Regions from separate parts of the Homo sapiens genome. Here region 1 is linked to region 2. A link is an interaction called in ENCODE POLR2A ChIA-PET data of the cell type or tissue named here. Cell type or tissue: GM12878. All regions are shown on one strand. Each heading gives the region's core, and the rest is flanking DNA. Links, peaks and the distances in the headings are about the cores only.

Evidence for each region. Peaks named below come from ENCODE experiments on the same cell type or tissue, not always from the same donor. Only the 100,000 strongest peaks of a DNase experiment are listed, where the experiment ranks them.
Region 1: POLR2A ChIA-PET joins it to region 2 with 7 read pairs; 3 of 35 experiments call an interaction of 5 or more read pairs at or near these places.

Annotation. Positions count from the first base shown.
Region 1 is chr1:202,094,365-202,099,741 of GRCh38, forward strand. The region is part of intron 1 of LOC105371684 (a long non-coding RNA gene); the gene reads right to left. It also overlaps the pseudogene CRIP1P3. Among named protein-coding and RNA genes, the nearest start is that of GPR37L1, 26 kb to the right of the region's middle. In GM12878, for the core only: no CTCF peak of the experiment used is centred there; no DNase peak of the experiment used is centred there.
Region 2 is chr1:201,879,818-201,885,194 of GRCh38, forward strand. It overlaps IPO9 (importin 9), which reads left to right. Exons shown (of 24, transcript NM_018085.5): 24 at 1-4,474. Among named protein-coding and RNA genes, the nearest start is that of SHISA4, 6.4 kb to the right of the region's middle. RefSeq lists enhancers at 2,490-2,989, 4,090-4,159. In GM12878, for the core only: no CTCF peak of the experiment used is centred there; a DNase peak (open chromatin) is centred at 3,027.

The DNA.
Region 1 (5,377 bases), core at 302-5,301, 210 kb after region 2:
ATGCTGCTTCTCTGAATAGGTCAGGACAATCTAGTTCTTAGGATTATTTTTTAAAAACATCCTGCCAGGCACAGTGGCTCATGCCTGTAATCCCAGCTCTTTGGGAGGCCGAGGCAGGCGGATCACCTGAGGTCAGGAGTTCAAAACCAGCCTGGCCAACATGATGAAATCCTGTCTCTACTAAAAAATTAGCTGGGTGTGGTGGTGGGCGCCTGTAATCCCAGCTAATCAGAGGCTGAGGTAGGAGAATTGCTTGAACCCAGCTAATCAGAGGCTGAGGTAGGAGAATTGCTTGAACCCAGGAGATGGAGGTTGCGGTGAACTAAGATCGTACCACTGTACCCCCAGCCTGGGCAACAAAGCAAGACTCCATCTCAAAAAAAAATTGTTATTGAGTAATAATGATATACAATAAACTGTATGTATTTAGAGTGTACACTTTGATAAGTTTTGACATATGTATACACCCATGAAACTAACACCACAATAAAAACAGTGAACATGTCTATCACCCCCTAAAAGTTTCCTAGAAAATGAAGGAACAATGGATTTTAATGTTACAGAGGACAAAAAGTTCATTGATAGGGTTTCAGAGTCTACATTGCAACTAACCTCTAAGATTTCTGTTTCTGCTGGACGTGGCAGCTCTTGCCTGTAATCCCAGGCTGAGGTGGGAAGATTGCTTAAGACCAGGAGTTCAAGACCAGACTAGGCAACATGGTGAGACCCCATCTCTACAAAAAATACAAAAATTAGCCAGGCATGTTGAGCATGCCTGTGGTCCCAGCTACTGGAGGGGCTAAGGTGGGAGGATCGCTTGACCCAGGGAAGCAGAAGTTGCAGTGGGTTGAGATTGTGCCACCACACCTCACCCTGGGTGACAGAGGGTGACCCTGTCTCAAAAAAAAAAAAAAAAATGCTATTAAAATACTCCTCACTCTTTAAACTGCAAATCTGTGTGAAGCTGGATTTTATTCATGTACATCAACCAAAACAACATTCACAAAGGATTGAATGCTGAAGAAGGTACAAGAATCCAGCTGTCTTCTATTAAGCCAGATATTAAAGAGATTTGGAAAAAAGTAAAACAATGTCATTTTTCTCACTAAGTTTTTCTGCTTTTGGAAAATGTAGTTTTTTAATTTAAAAAAGTTATTTATGTTAATGTATAATGGGTTTCTTACTGTGAATCCCTTCCCTATGCATAGGAAAGCACTTTACTACCGGGGCCATAAATGGTTAAGGTGAGAGATGATCCCAAACCCAGCTCTTGTCTATTTCATACTTTCTCACAGAGGTTGCAGTGAGCCAAGATCGTGCCACTGCACTCCAGCCTGGGTGACAGAGTGAGACTCTGTCTCAAAAAACAAACAAAAAAACACCCCATACTCCCTCATTCTATCCCATGTGTCTTGTCATCGCCCCTAACCTTTTTTTTTTTTTTTTTTTTTGAGATGGAGTCTCGCTCTGTGGCCCAGGCTGGAGTGCAGTACCACGATCTCGGCTCACTGCAAGCTCCACCTCCCAGGTTCACGCCATTCTCCTGCCTCAGCCTCCGGAGTAGCTGGGACTACAGGCGCCTGCCACCATGCCCGGCTAATTTTTTGTATTTTTAGTAGAGACGGGGTTTCACCGTGTTAGCCAGGATGGTCTCGATCTCCTGATCTCGTGATCTGCCCGCCTCGGCCTCCCAAAGTGCTGGGATTACAGGCGTGAGCCACCGCACCCGGCCTTACCTTTCTGTTTTTTGATAAGGGTTCTCGATGGTTGCCCAGGCTGGACTGCAATGGTGCCATCATAGCTCACTGCAGCCTCAAACTCCTGGGCTCAGGTGATCCTCCAACCTAACCTCAGCCTCCCGAGTAGCTGGGACCACAAGTGTGGTCCATCACATCCAGCTAATTTTTAAATTTTTTGTAGAGATGAGGGTCTCCCTATGTTGTCCAGGCTAGCCTCAAACTCCTGGACTTAAGTGATCCTCCTGCCTAGGCCTCCTAAAGTGTTGGGATTACAGGGATAAACCACCACTCCTGGCCAGTTTTAATTTCTAATTTGATAAATAGCAATAGATATAACCCACATAAACTGGGGATTTTTGGAGTCTTCAATAGTTTTTAAGATTTAAAGGGGCCCTGAAACTAAAAAGTTTGAGAACCACTGATATACAGACCACAGGTTGAGAGAAGGCCCTTAGGATGGATGGCCTGTGTTTGAACTTGGGCTTTGCTCCTTGCTAGTTTGTAAGAGAACTTTGGGCAAGTTTGTAGTCTCTCTGATCCCTAGTTATCTCATCTGTAAAATGGGAATGATTGTAATGGTACTTACTATGAAAGGCTGTTGAAGATTAAGTGAGTTAACACATGGAAACATTTGGGAAGAGTGCTGGTATATAGTAAGTGCCCAATAAATGTTATTGTCACCATCGTCATCGTCATCAGCAGCAGCAGCAGCAGCAACAGCAGCCCTTCCTGAAGTATGAGAAATGTATATAGATGCTGGAGGCCAAGCTGGGGCATGCTAAGTACGAAGGCAAGCCCTGCTGAAACCACCCCTGCTACTATGCCATGTTTGGGCCCAAAGGCTTTGGGCAAGGTAGAGCTGAGAGTCACACTTTCTTCCTTTTTTTTTTGAGACAGAGTCTCACTTTATTGCCCAGGCTGGAGTGCAGTGGCGCCATCTCAGCTCACTGCAACCTCCGCCTCCCGGGTTCAAGCGATTCTGTGTCTCAGCCTCCTGAGTGGCTGGGATTACAGGCATCCGCCACCACTCCTGGCTAATTTTTGTGTTTTCAGTAGAGACAGGGTTTCACCATGTTGGCCAGGCTGGTATGGAATTCCTGACTTCAGGTGATTTGCCCACCTGGTCCTCTTAAAGTGCTGGGATTACAGGTGTGAGCCACCTCGCCCAGCCAGAGAGTCACATTTTCAAGCAAACCCAGGTGGTGGAAACTCCATCCTCATTGGCCACCCACTGAACCACTGTTTAGGCAGATGCCAGGCCTTACACTCAGACATCCAGGGCTCCCTTTTAGCCCCTCATGCCCTCAATAAACCTGAAGAGTGCATGGCGGCGGTGGTGGGGGTGGCGGCGGTGGCGGCGGATGGGGAACAACCCAAGTGTCAGTAAGGGTTATCCTGCCTCCTTTTTTTTTTTTTTTTTTTTTTCTGAGGTGGAGTTTTGCTCTTGTTGCCCAGGCTGGAATGCAATGGCACGATCTCAGCTCACCGCAACCTCCGCCTCCTGGGTTCAAGCGATTCTCCTGCCTCGGCCTCCCGGGTAGCTGGGATTACAGGCATGTGCCACCAAGCCCGGCTAATTTTGTATTTTTAATAGAGACAGGGTTTCTCCATGTTGGTCGGGCTGGTCCCGACCTCAGGTAATCCGCCCGCCTTGGCATCCCAAAGTGCTGGGATTACAGGCATAAGCCACGGCACCCATCCAGGTTATCCTGCCTTCTATGGGTTGAGAACTGCCCCAGTTACTAAGTAGAACATAGAAGTATATGTAGGTTTCTGTTCTTATAGGCCAAGGCAGGAGGATGACTTGAGCCCAGTAGTTCAAGATTAGCCTGAGCAACACAGTGAGAACCTGCCTCTACAAAAAAAAAAAAAAAAAAAAATTAGCCAGGTGTGGTGGCACATGCCTTTGGTCCCAGCTACGCAGGAGGCTGAGGCAGGAGGATTGCCTAAGCCTAGGAGGTTGAGGCTGCAGTGAGCCGTGATCACATCACTGCAGTCCAGTCTGGGTGACAGAGCAGGACCCTGTCTCAAACAAACAAAAAACCTACAAAACAGTTTATTAATTTCCTATAAAGTTAAACATACATTCTTCCTCTATTTTTGTTTTTTTGTTTTTGAGACAGGGTTTCACTATATGTTGCCTAGGCTGGACGCCAGCTCCTGGACTCAAGTGATCCTCCTGCCTCAGTGTCCTGAGTAGCTGGGACTATAGGTGCACAACACTGCACCCTCTTCCCTTTATTTTTATTTATTTTTTGAGACAGTTTCTCTCTTGTTGCCCAGGCTGGAGTGCAATGGCACGATTTTGGATCACTGCAACCTCCACCTCCTGGGTTCAAGCGATTCTCCTCCTTCGAGTAGCTGGGATTACAGGCACCTGCCACCATGCCCAGCTAATTTTTTGTATTTTTAATAGAGACAGGGTTTCATCATGTTGGCCAGGCTGGTCTCAAACTCCTGACCTCAGGTGATCCACCTGCCTCAGCCTCCCAAAGTGCTGAGATTACAGGCGTGACCCACTGTGCCCAGCCTATTTTAATGTGACGTACAAAGCCCTCCTTTCCCATCATGACTTCATAAGCACTCCATCAAAGAACAGTTGTCTTTTAGTATCTGTGGGGGCCTAGTTCCGGGAACCCCCCAACCCCACCGCCCAGGATAGCCAAATCTGCAGATGCTCTAGTCTCTCATATAAAGTAGTGTAGTATTTGCATGAATGGGACACACACATATCCTCTCACATACTTTTTTTTTTTTTTTTGAGACAGTCTTGCTCTGTTGCCCAGGCTGGAGTGCAATGGCGTGATCTGGGCTCACTGCAACCTCCACCTCCTGGGTTCAAGCGATTCTCCTGCCTCAGCCTCCCTAGTAGCTGGGTGACAAGAGTGAAAATCTTACAGGCACCTGCCGCCATGCCTGGCTAATTTTTGTGTTTTAATAGAGATGGGGTTTTGCCATGTTGGCCAAGCTGATCTCAAACTCCTGACCTCAGGTGATCTGCCTGCGTCGGTCTCCCAAAGTGCTGGGATTACAGGCATAAGCCACTACACCCTGCCTCATATACTTTTTTTTGTTTGTTTTTGTTTTTGTTTTTTTCAAACAAGGTCTCTTTTGCCCAGGCTAGAGTGATGTGATTCCAGCTCACTGCAGCCTTGACCTCCTGGGCTCAAGTGATCCTCCCACCCTAATATCCCAAGAAACTGGGACTACAGCTGTGCTCCAATTTTTTTATTTTCTGTAGAGCTCCTGTATATTTTAAATAATCTCTAGATTACTTATAATACCTAATATAATGTAAATGCTATGTAAATAGGTGTTATACTGTATAGTTTAGGAAATAATGACAAGAAAAATAGCCTGCATGTTCAGTACAGATGCAGCTATCCATTTATCCCCATATATATATATATAGTTTTTTTTTTGCGACAGAGTCTTGCTCTGTCACTCAGGCTGGAGTGCAGTGGCGTGATCTCAGCTCCCTGCAACCTCTGCTTCCCAGGTTCAAGCAATAATCGTGCCTCACCCTCCCAAGTAGTGTGCCACCATGCCCAGCTAATTTTTTTTTTTTTTGACACAGATTTTCACTCTTGTCATCCAGGCTGGAGTTCAGTGGTGCAATCTCAGCTCACTGCAACCTC
Region 2 (5,377 bases), core at 277-5,276:
CAGCTGAGATCAGGAGTTCGAGACCAGCCTGGCCAATGTGGTGAAACCCCGCCTCTACTAAAAATAAAAAAATTAGCTGGGCATGGTGGCACGTGCCTGTAATCCCAGCTACTCGGGAGGCTGAGGCGGGAGAATCACTTGAACCTGGGAGACAGAGGTTGCAGTGAGTCGAGATCACACCATTGCACTCCAGCCTGGGCAACAGAGCAAGATTCTGTCTCAAAAAATAAAGTTTATTATGCCAGGAGGGCCAGGTGTGGTGCCACACCCATGTAATCCCAGCACTTTAGGAGGCTGAGGAGGGCAGATCACTTAAGCCCAAGAGTTTGAGACCAGTCTGGGCAATGTGGCAATACCTTGTCTCTTAAAATTTAAAATAAAAAAAAAGTTTATTATGCCAGGAACTGTTAATGTGTCCAAAAAAACTCCAGTGTGGTTCTAGGATGAGATAATAAAAACAGGTTGTCTAGGGTAGTGTGGAAGGTCCTTTCAGTCTTCCTGTGCCTATCAGTGATCCTCATTGCCATGTTCCCTTCTGGTGCTCAACCGGAGGCTCCCTGACAGATGAGTCCTCTGCCAGAGGAAGGCTAAGATGTAGAGGACAAATCGTGTCAAGGAAAAGAAGCTTGAAGGAGCTAAGAATGCTTAGCTTAGAGAAGACAAGAGGAAACAGGACATGGCTTTGGGAAGTTCAAGGATGGTCCAGTGAAATACATACTATACTTTTGCACCCCAGCTAAGCTGACCCATGATCAGTAAGTAGGAAATAAAAGGCCAATTTCTGGCTACTCTTGCCCCCAACCCCATTTCAGTGAACTATGAACCTCTATTAGATATGCAAGGCCGGTGCTAAATGCTGGAGGGCTTTGGCCCTTTCCCTCAAGGAGCTAGTCTAGTAGGGGGTCAGAAATACAGATGGGCCTGAACATAATGATGGTTTGACTTCCAGTTTTTCAACTTTAGGATTGTGCAAAAGCTATACACATTCGGTAGAAACAGTACTTCAAGTATCCATACAATCAGTACAGTATTCAATAAATTACATGAGACATTCAACACTTTATTATAAAATAGGCTTTGTGTTAGATGAGTTTGCCCAACTGTAAGCTAATGTAAGTGATCTGAGTAGGTTTAAGGTAGCCTAGGTGTATTAAATGCATTTTTCACTTAACGGTATTTTCAACTTTTGTTGGGTTTATTGGGATGTAGCCCCATTATAAGCTGAAAAGCATCTGTAGTATAATAAATGTGGGGAGTGCTGTGAGAGAAATAAGTGTACTGGGTTTAGTTCCCACTGCCCAAAAAAGGAACTGGCTAATGGTAACCTGGGGGAGGAAGTCGGGTAAGTTGCATGGAGAAGGCAACCCTTGAACACTTGCAAGGAGCTAACAATACCTGCTTCTGGAGTATTTAAACGCCAGTGGGTATGCTAAATACTTTTACCTCAGACCACCTACTAACCTTACAAAGTAGTCCACTTTGCTCACCCAGTTTTACAGATTGATGAAACTGAAGCAGACAGATATTGTTAACCTATCAAAGGTCACCCTGCAAGTGTGTGATTATAGTCCAAGCAGCTTGTACTTGTTGCCTATTTGTTTTGCCTTTCCTGTGCATTTGCCAGGCAGATGAGAGTGGGGTAAGACATTGCAGAGAAAAAGTAAGAAAAGGCCGTCATGAAACAATTTCATTTTCAGACCTTATAAGCACGTTACAAGTACTGATATTTATGCTTAAGTTCACGGGAGTCCTGGCCAGAAATAAAGCTGGAAGGACAAGTGGGGGGCAGATTGTGAAGGATCCTTCAAGACCTGCTTCCTCTAGAGAATGGGAGACTACCCAAGATAACTAAACAGGGAAGTGATCAGGTTTTGTGTCTTAGAAAAGTGTTGCAGTGTTGATGCAAATGTGACTAGAAGGGTGACTTGGAACCTGGATTGAAGGGGTGGGAGATGGGAGAAAGGAATGCAGTCTGGCAGCAGCTACAGCAGTCCAGGTGGGAAAACCCAGAGCCTGAACTAAGGTTGTAACTAGAGGGGATAGGGTGGAAGAGCTGGATTAGAGATGTTGACAAGATAAAGTCAGTAGGACTTAAAGACTGACAAGTAAGGATTTTCCAAAAGTGAGAGCTGTGGAATGAATTGTCTTAAAATGTTGCAGTGAGTTCCTCCTCATCAATCCAAGTGCTCGATCAGAGGCTAGACCTTTAGTTAGCAGTCACGGGAAAATTCCCCATTCTCACGGGGATTTAGACTAGGTCTTAACCATACTTTACCAAGATTCCAGTAGCAAAGCACCCAAAAGTAATCGCAATAAAATTCCAATTTTTGTAGGCCGGGCATAGTGGCTCACACCTGTAATCCCAGCACTTTGGGAGGCCGAGGCAGGCGGACCACGACATCAAGAGTTCAAGAGCAGCCTGGCCAGCATGGTGAAACCCCGTCTCTACTAAAAATACAAAAAAATTAGCTGGGCATGGTGGCGCATGCCTATAATCCTAGCTACTCAGGCAGCTGAAGCAGGAGAATTGCTTGAACCCGGGAGGCAGAGGTTGCAGTGAGCCAAGATCATGCCACTACACTCCAGCCTGGGCGACAGAGCGACACTCTGCCTCAAAAAAAAAAAAAAACAAAAAAAAAAACAAGTTTTGTGAATTTAAGTTTCCCTAATGGATGGTACAGGTCAACATTTGCCATCTAATGACACTTACATTCCAGTTTTTTCCTTTTTTGAGTAACTGGGAAAAGGGTGGCATTACTGCTGGCTTCCTAAAATTGAAAAGTATACTAGGGTTTTTAAACCTGTGTAGAATACATGATATGGTAGCAAATGTGCTGTAGGAAGAAAAGCAATGAGGAACTACTGGCCTGACTAGGAGGCCTAGAAGTCCCTCCCAGGCTTGAGTTGTTCTGACTTGGCATGATTACATAGCTGCGGCAAGTGACGTTTCCTTCAAGCCTTGGTTCCCTCATCTGTAAAATAGGGAACTAATACCTACCTCACAGGATTGTAGTTAGAATTAAGGATGACTTCATTAAAGCACCTCTAGTGGTGGAAGATGTCCCATCCTATCCCCCACCCATAGCTGGGAGCTATGTTTGGCTCATTCTTCCTGACTCACTGGATTACACTGTGACTCAGTTCAATTTCACACATGCTGCTGCTAAATTAGGGTCTTGGTGAGCCTTTGGGAGGACAGCTCTGAGGAATGAATTGTAGCACTGCAGCCCTGCCTGAGGAACATGATAGAAACAGGTGGTAGGCCCAGCTCTTGCCTTCCACCTACTAAGCAGTTTTTCTGTGGTTAGCTGTGTGACATAAACTATCGGTGTATTAATTTGCTTTCACTAGATTCCCCCCCCCCCAACAACTTAGTCCAAGAACATACCTGAATTCTTTGCATTTCCTTGCCTTAGTTGCTTTTGTAGGGTGGACAGCAGGACTGCATGAGAATAGCTGTGCTTCTGGACCCTATGGTGAAAGCTCTAGTGAACTGCAATTAGGCCCAGGGTCCCGGAGGAAGAAGGGGAGAGAAAAAGGGGGGTAGTTTTCCAAAAGATAAGTAGGGGACAAAAAAGTCCACGGGGCCTATGAGCGGTGAGACTCCTGCCCTGATTGTGGCAAAGCACCTGGAGATGATAGAACTTCCTAGGGAAAAGGCTGCATGGAGTCCCCAGGGATGCTGGGCCCTGGTCACCAAGGCTCCCTGGGAAGGTCTCTTGTACCTGGGGCACACAGACCAACACTTCTGAATTTGCAAGCTTAAGAGCATGTATGAGCAGAACCTGTGCAGACCAAGGCTTAGAGGGCTCACCTCAATGTTTTGCACTGTGTGAGACCCCAGGACCTTTTCGTGATTCTGGAGAGGGGAACAAACCATAATAACAACAAACCAGGTAGCAGGATAGAGACTCATTCTCATCTATTTTGGTTAAAAGAAAATAAATGTATTTCTTCCACACCTGATTTTGTGATTGCAAATTCATAACTAATATCCCTCGTCAGCTCCGCTGACTCATCCCTGCCACAGGGAGGTTCACAGCAAGAGCACAGAAACTAGGGCCAGTGCCCGGTTGTGTGACCTTGAGTAAGTTCTTTTTCCCTTGAACAGGGAGAGAGACACAATGGATCAGAGTGTCTCTGCCAGTTCTAACTTGGGGATTCTAGTGGGTTGAACCGAACGGTAGTCCGTTTCCAAAAGAGGAAGCCAAGACCAGAGGGGGAGTGGTTCCTTCAAGTTTGCAGAACCAGTAAGTGGCAGAGCAGGACTCATATCTAGTTAGTGGTTCAGAGCATGGGCTCCGGAGCTAGACTGCCTGGATTTGAACCCTGGCTTTGCCACTTGCCTGTTGGGTGACTTTGGACAAGCTGCTTAAATTATGTCTCCATTTCCTAATCCACAGAACAAGTGTAATACTAGTTATCTGTTTCATGGAGTGATTGTGAGGATTAAATAAAGTTAATATAACACAAAGCACTTCGTAGTGCTGCCTCATAGTAAGTGTTAATGTTACCTATTATTAGTCTGATCCCAAGTCTAATGCAGTTGTCACCACCTAAACCTGCCTTTACAGAGCTGGCCTTTCTGAGAAACCCTGTGCCTCTGTAGATTCAACACTCCCATCTGTGCAGATGGCTAACAGCTAGGCTGAAAACAGAAACCTTAGGTTGGAAAGGGTCAGCTGGAGGGCTGAGGCCCATGGCCCCAAATCCTCCCCAGGAGAGAGAGTAGGTTCAGAAAGGAGAGAGCTATAAACAGAGCCTTCCTCCCTTGCCCTCAGATCCCAAAATAACACTTGTCTACCGCCATCCTGCCCAACTGGCAGAGTGGCAGGCTGAGTAAGGTGCCATTTAAAGATAACCTGGCCCTCACCATCTGCCCCACTGGCTGGGCTGGGCTCCTGAGGCCAGGCCTTGGCTGCCTGGGACTGCTGCTGCTCCCACAGCCACCCAGAGTGTGCCTGAGTAGGGGGCTGCTCACAGCTGCCATCCAAGCCAGCCTGGCTACACCCTCTTCTTTCCTGAGGCCCAGGCTGTCCTGGGCTCTCTACAAACAAGCAGAAGCCTGGCGTTCTGGGAGAGGCAATCCTACAAAGGCATTGGTAGAAAGTCCTTCTGGAGAAGAGTGCTCCATATATATATATATAAATGTATAGGATACTTGTGCAACTTTGTTACATGGAAGAGTACACCTTCTTACCAGTAGCTTGGCAGCAGTGAGGCTCATCCTCACTGTCCTTCACCCACCCTCCACTTGCTAGTCCCTCCCACCAAGAGGACAAACAGGAGACAGTCTTTCATTTACAGCAAGAAAGATTAAAGCTGGATGCCAAGAAAAGCATTCTGATTTAAGAGAGATGTTTGTTTATTCCGGGGC